Regions from separate parts of the Homo sapiens genome. Here region 1 is linked to region 2. A link is a loop called in an ENCODE intact Hi-C map of the cell type or tissue named here. Cell type or tissue: GM12878. All regions are shown on one strand. Each heading gives the region's core, and the rest is flanking DNA. Links, peaks and the distances in the headings are about the cores only.

What was found. Hi-C counts contacts between places; a loop is a spot of excess contacts. Peaks named below come from ENCODE experiments on the same cell type or tissue, not always from the same donor. Only the 100,000 strongest peaks of a DNase experiment are listed, where the experiment ranks them.
Region 1: a loop joins it to region 2, with 3 times the contacts of the local background. A loop is called at or near these places in 1 of 110 quality-filtered maps.

Annotation. Positions count from the first base shown.
Region 1 is chr1:248,425,709-248,428,631 of GRCh38, reverse strand. No RefSeq gene overlaps it. Among named protein-coding and RNA genes, the nearest start is that of OR2T2, 18 kb to the left of the region's middle. In GM12878, for the core only: no CTCF peak of the experiment used is centred there; no DNase peak of the experiment used is centred there; H3K27ac peaks cover 887 bases.
Region 2 is chr1:248,792,225-248,795,147 of GRCh38, reverse strand. No RefSeq gene overlaps it. Among named protein-coding and RNA genes, the nearest start is that of SH3BP5L, 32 kb to the left of the region's middle. RefSeq lists a silencer at 1,484-1,573. In GM12878, for the core only: no CTCF peak of the experiment used is centred there; a DNase peak (open chromatin) is centred at 1,397; H3K27ac peaks cover 386 bases.

The DNA of each region.
Region 1 (2,923 bases), core at 168-2,667, 370 kb after region 2:
CACAAAAATTATATTTAGCAAAAAAGTCAAAATAATATATTCAAAGTAACTTCATTTTTAAAGTTCAAAATTAGGCAAGAGTAAACTCTGTTGTTTACAGATAGATACCGTATTAGTCCGTCCTCATGCTGCCATAAAGACATACCTGGGACTGGGTAATTTATGGAGAAAAGAGGTTTAATTGACTCACAGTTGCTTAGGCTTTACAGAAAGCATGGCTGGGGAGGCCCCGGGAAACACACAATCATGGGGGAAGGTGGAGGGGAAGCAGGTACAATCTTTACAAGGCTGAGCAGGAGAGAGAGAGTGAAAGGGGAAGTGCTTCACACTTTCAAGCAACTAGATCTCAGGAGAACTCACTCAGAATCATGAGTACAGCAAGGGGGAAATCCACCCCAGGATCCAATCACCTCCTACCAGCTACCTCCCTGAACACTGGGAATTACAATTCAACATGAGATTTAGGTGGGGACACAGAGCCAAACCATATTGATACATAAGATGTAAAACTATGAAAATAATAAAGGAAACTAGTCACCTATCAGCTAAACAGACAGTACCTGATTCATTCAGGCCAAAATGTGAAAGTATTACTAACCACAGGTTCTTGGGCTCCTGTGCAATAGAAATGGACATGAGACCAAGCAAGTTTTCCAGACAAGGCTTTATTAAGGGCTTGTGCTCGAACACAAGGGAGACAGCACTGGAATGACAGTTCTCTGGCTGGTTCCCCATGGCTAGGCCTTTGCTGTGTTTTAAGATGAGTGACATGGATAATCATGAGGTATGGGAGGCTCTTTATACATGTGGAGTGGAGCACAGGATATGCAGGCACAGTGAGAAATTATGTGAACACATACATTGCATGATCAAAAAATGGTGGGTAAGCCCTTCCCTGGGTGGAGATTTTAGTATTATAATGAAGCAAGGGGTAAAGATCAGTCATTCTTCTGGTCTTATGCACATGTGAGTGATAAGGTTAACTCCCTTGAATAAGATTTATGGTGGAATGCTGCTTATCTTAGTTTCTTCAAGTTATCCATGCAGTGGGTATCGTGCCAGTGGAGGTGGTGGTGCAAGGTCTGGAAGTTGGCAGGTACGGGAAAAAAAATGTGATAGTAGGAGTGGGGGCCAAGCCCTGTCCTTACTGTGTTTCAGAAGTAGGTTATGTGTATTGATACAGTTCAGACACACATTGTATCCCTGATATAATGAACTGATACAGTTCAGACACACCTCATATCCCTGATATAATGAACTGATACAGTTCACAGACACACATTGTATCCCTGATATAATGAACTGATACAGTTCAGACACAACTCATATCCCTGATATAATAAACGGATACAGTTCACAGACACACATTGAATCCCTGATATAATGAACTGATACAGTTCAGAGACACATTCTATCCCTGATATAATGAATGCATACAGTTCAGACACACCTCATATCCGTGATATAATGAACGGATACAGTTCCGACACACATTCTATCCCTGATATAATGAACTGATACAGTTCAGAGACACATTCTATCCCTGTTATAATGAATGCATACAGTTCAGACACACATTCTATCCCTGATATAATGAATGCATACAGTTCAGACACACATTCTGTCCCTGATATAATGAACGGATACAGTTCAGACACACATTCTATCCCTCTTAGTGATGCTAAGCCTAAGAATCTAGGAGTATAGAAACTTTAGCAAAATCCCGTATAAATGGACTGCATGGACCACATGAGCTGTGTTGTGACTTCCCTGTGAATGAGATGGGTCACACCATAAGATGATAGTATCAAAACTTTGCAAAGTTTATAATTAGTGGTACAGGGGGCGGGGGTGGGGGGGAAGTAAGACATTTTTTCCTTGCTCATCAAAAGGTTCGTGGTTGGTAACTTCTAACAAAAGACAGATTAGCAACAGAAAAGTATAGCAAATTTACTTAGTAGAAGTTTCATGAGGCATGCGAGCCTTAAAAGTATGATTAGAACATTTAAAAATATGATATAATGGAAATAAACTTAGGAGGAGGACTTAGCGAGGTTTGTTCAGATTCTTAGTGGCCTCCCCATGTGACATTTTTTTCCCTCTGGGCATTGGTCAGGGCCCCTCTGGAATAAAGGGCTTATTACCTTCTCTCAGAACAGGTAGGTCTGAGAATTCTTTTGTGGACAGCTCTCAGGGGAGAAGGGCAGAAAAAATCAGAAAGTGACTTTTCTACCTCTTCGGTTTTCTCAGTTTTCTTCAGCTTATTTAGTATGTCAAGTTTGCATTTGATGAAAAAGCTGAACACTGTAAAATATTTAAAGAGGTTTATTCTGAGCCAATATGAGTGACGATGGCCGGGGAAAAGCCTCAGAAGATCCTGAGAAAGTGTGCCCAGGGTAACTTCTGTCTCCCTAAAACTTAGGGAAAGAACTTGCAGGCAAAGTCATAAATCAATACATGTAAAATATACATTGTTTCAGCCTGAAAAAGCAGGACATGAAGTGGAAGGCTTATGAGTCATAGGTGGATGCAAAGATTTTTCTGATTGGCAATTGGTTGAAAGAGTTAAACTAAAGACTTGAAGTCAGTAGAAAAAAATGTTTGAGTTAAGGTAAGGGAGTTTGTGGAAGCTAAGATTCTTGTTACATATATGAAGCCTCCATGTAGCTGGCTTCAGAAAGAATAGATGGTAAATGTCTCTTTTTGGACCTTAAAAGGTGTGAGCCTCACAGTCTATCTTTCCTGGATCTGGAAAAGGCCTAGCTGCACTAATGGCAGATGCAAAATTTCCCCCACAAAAGATAGCTTTGCAGGGCCATTTCGAAATCTGTCATATAAATATATTTTGTGGTAAAATATTTTTATTTCTTTCAGTGTCTACTATCTGTCATGTGATGCTATATGGGAGTCAGGTTGGAATTTG
Region 2 (2,923 bases), core at 314-2,813:
GTAAAATCTCTATCAGTCAATCTTCAAGTTTGTTCTTTCTTCTGCAAATTCAAGTCCAATGTTGAACTCTGCTAAATTTTTTATTTCAGCTATTGTACTTTTCAACTCCAGAATTTACATTTAAAAAATAATTTCTATCTATTGATATTCTCTATCTGATGTGATATTATCATCATACCTTCCTTTAGTTGTTTAATCAAGTTTCCTTTAGTTCTTTGAACTACTTTGAAGACTTTTTTTTTTTTTTTTGAGATGGAGTTTCGCAATCTTTTCCCAAGCTGGAGTACAATGGTGTGATCTCGGCTTACCACAACCTCTGCCTCCTGGGTTCAAGCAATTCTCCTGCTTCAGTCTCCTGAGTAGCTGGGATTACAGGCATGGGCCACCACGCCTGGCTAAATTTTGTATTTTTAATAGAGACGGGGTTTCTTCATGTTGGCCAGACTGTTCTCGAACTCCTGACCTCAGGTGATCCACTCTCCTTGGCCCCCCAAAGTGTTGGGATTACAGGTGTGAGCCATGAAACTTTGTTAAATCTGACATCTGGTAACTTGTGAAGGTGAATTTTATGTGTCAACTTAGGCCACACGGTATCCAAATATTTTGTCAAATATTATTCTAGAAATTTCTGTGAAGTTATATATTGGATGAGACTAATATTTAAATCTGTAGACTGAGTACAGCAGATTACCCATTATGATATGGGTGGGCCTCCTCAAATCAGTGGAAAGCCTTTATAGAAAAAGACTAACCTCCTTGGAAGAAGGAAGACTTTTGCCAGAAGACTGCCTTTGGACTCAAATTACAAGTCTTCCCTGGATTTTCAGCCCTGCCAGCCTACTCTGCACATTTGAACTTGCCAAGCCCCCACAACTGCATGAAGAAATCCTTTAAAATGAACCTCTCTCTCTCTCTCTCTCTCTCTCTCTCTGTCTCTAAACATCCTGTTGATTCTGTTTTCCTGGACAATCCTGACTAATATATCATTCATAGAGGCAGTTTCTGTTTCCTGATTTTTCTTTAGTTTATGGGCCATATTTTCTGTTTCTTTGCATGTCTCATAACGTTTGTTGGAAACTGGACATTTTAGATCACGTACTGAAGCAACTCCGGGTGTGCCCGCCACCTCAGGTGGGCTTGTTATTGTTATTTGCCTGCTTATTTGTGTAGTGATTAGCTGGATTATTTTCCTGAAGCCTATTCTCCCACTACCACACTCATTCTTCCCCACCCCCTGCAGTGGGAAGCCTCTAAGCCTCTAATGTTGCTCCTCACAGGACACAACCTTTGGTATGCCCACAGTCATTGTGGGATGATGGTGGTTTTGGCAGATTTCTTTTTGACTATCTATTCCTGAACTTACTCAGCTGTTAAGCTCTCTAATTGCAGGCTGATTGCTCAGCTGTTTTCAACAATGCTCTGGGCATCCATTGCCCTATAGGCTTAGCTAATCAAATTCAGGCTCCTTTGTAGGGACAGTTACCAAAGTCACTGAAACATGTTCTGACTCCAGGAGGGCTCTTTGTAGTTGTCTGGTGTCTTGTTTCTCTCTGGCAAACCAGCCGGCCTACAGTTTAGCCTATATTTCTGTCTTAGTCAGCTTGGTGTGCTATTACAAAATATTATAAACTAGGTGGCTTATAGACAAAAGAAATTTATTTCTCACGGTTCTGGACACTGAAAGTCCAAGATCAGGATGCCAGCATGGTCAGGTTCTGGTGAAGGCCCTCTTCAGGTTGCAGACTGTTGACTTCTCATTGTATCTTCACATGGTGGAAAGAAGGTGAGAGAGCTCTCTGGGGTCCCTTTTATAAGGTCACTAATTCCATTCATGAGGGCTCCACCCTCATGATCTAATGACCTTCCGAAGGCCCCATCTCCTAATATCATCACATTGGGGGTTATAATTTCAACATATGAATTTTGGGGGAACACAAGCATTCAGTCCATAGCAATCGTCAATGAATCTACTAATTGCTTCCCAATCGCCTTTCACCGCAACCGCCACTGTTTTATTCCCCCTATATTTAGAGGACTCTTAGACTTGAACTTCAGACTCAGTTATAAGTGAGGTCTGTTCCTTTGAGTAGAAAGCTGGAGCTCTCTGTTCTATGCCTGCTTCTGCCCCTGGGTAAAATCTCTGAGCCATGGCTCTGGAGAAAATGGCATGCTTCTCCTGAGTGACGCCTCTACTTTAGGAGCTGAGCACTTGGTAGAATGGTGTGCAGCAGCCCTAGAATTTCTCAGGTTGGCCTTTATTGGCATGGGACTGCTGCCAGTGAACTAGGGCAGTGGTGATTGGGGCCTCAGTATTTGCAGTATGTGCAGTATTCTCAAGGTCGAGCCTGTATCCCATGACTAGGAGAGGCAAGGAAGAAGGGAGTCTTCACTTGTCAGCCATACTCACCTGGAATTTATTATCTTCAGTAGGAAGAAACTGGGGGTAGGATGAGACATGCTAACTTTCTGCTCCAGAAAGTGTGAAAGTTATCAGAATCAAAACAAGTCCCTTGTTAACAAAGCTCCGACAAAAAGAGCCAGAAAAGGCCGTGAACAGAGGGTTCTCACGCACGAATGCCTGATAACAGGAACTATCACAAAAAGCTCTGCAAAAACCACAGCCTTGCACAAAGACCATCACAGCCTTACACAAAAATATAATTCTGCGAGGACATCTGCCCAGCAACTGCTTGTCCAACCTCAGACTGGCACCACCTTTATTATTTGATTCTTATAGCCAAGGACAGTTATCTCAAAACAATTATGTAATCCTCCTTATTTTTCCTTTAAAAACCACTGTCTTCTGTTACCTCCCTGAATACACACATAGTTTTCTATGGCACATATATTCCCATTGCAATTCTATTCCTAAATAAACATCATTTTCGTTAGAGAGTCTCCCTCTCTGTCAATGTAGGTTGAC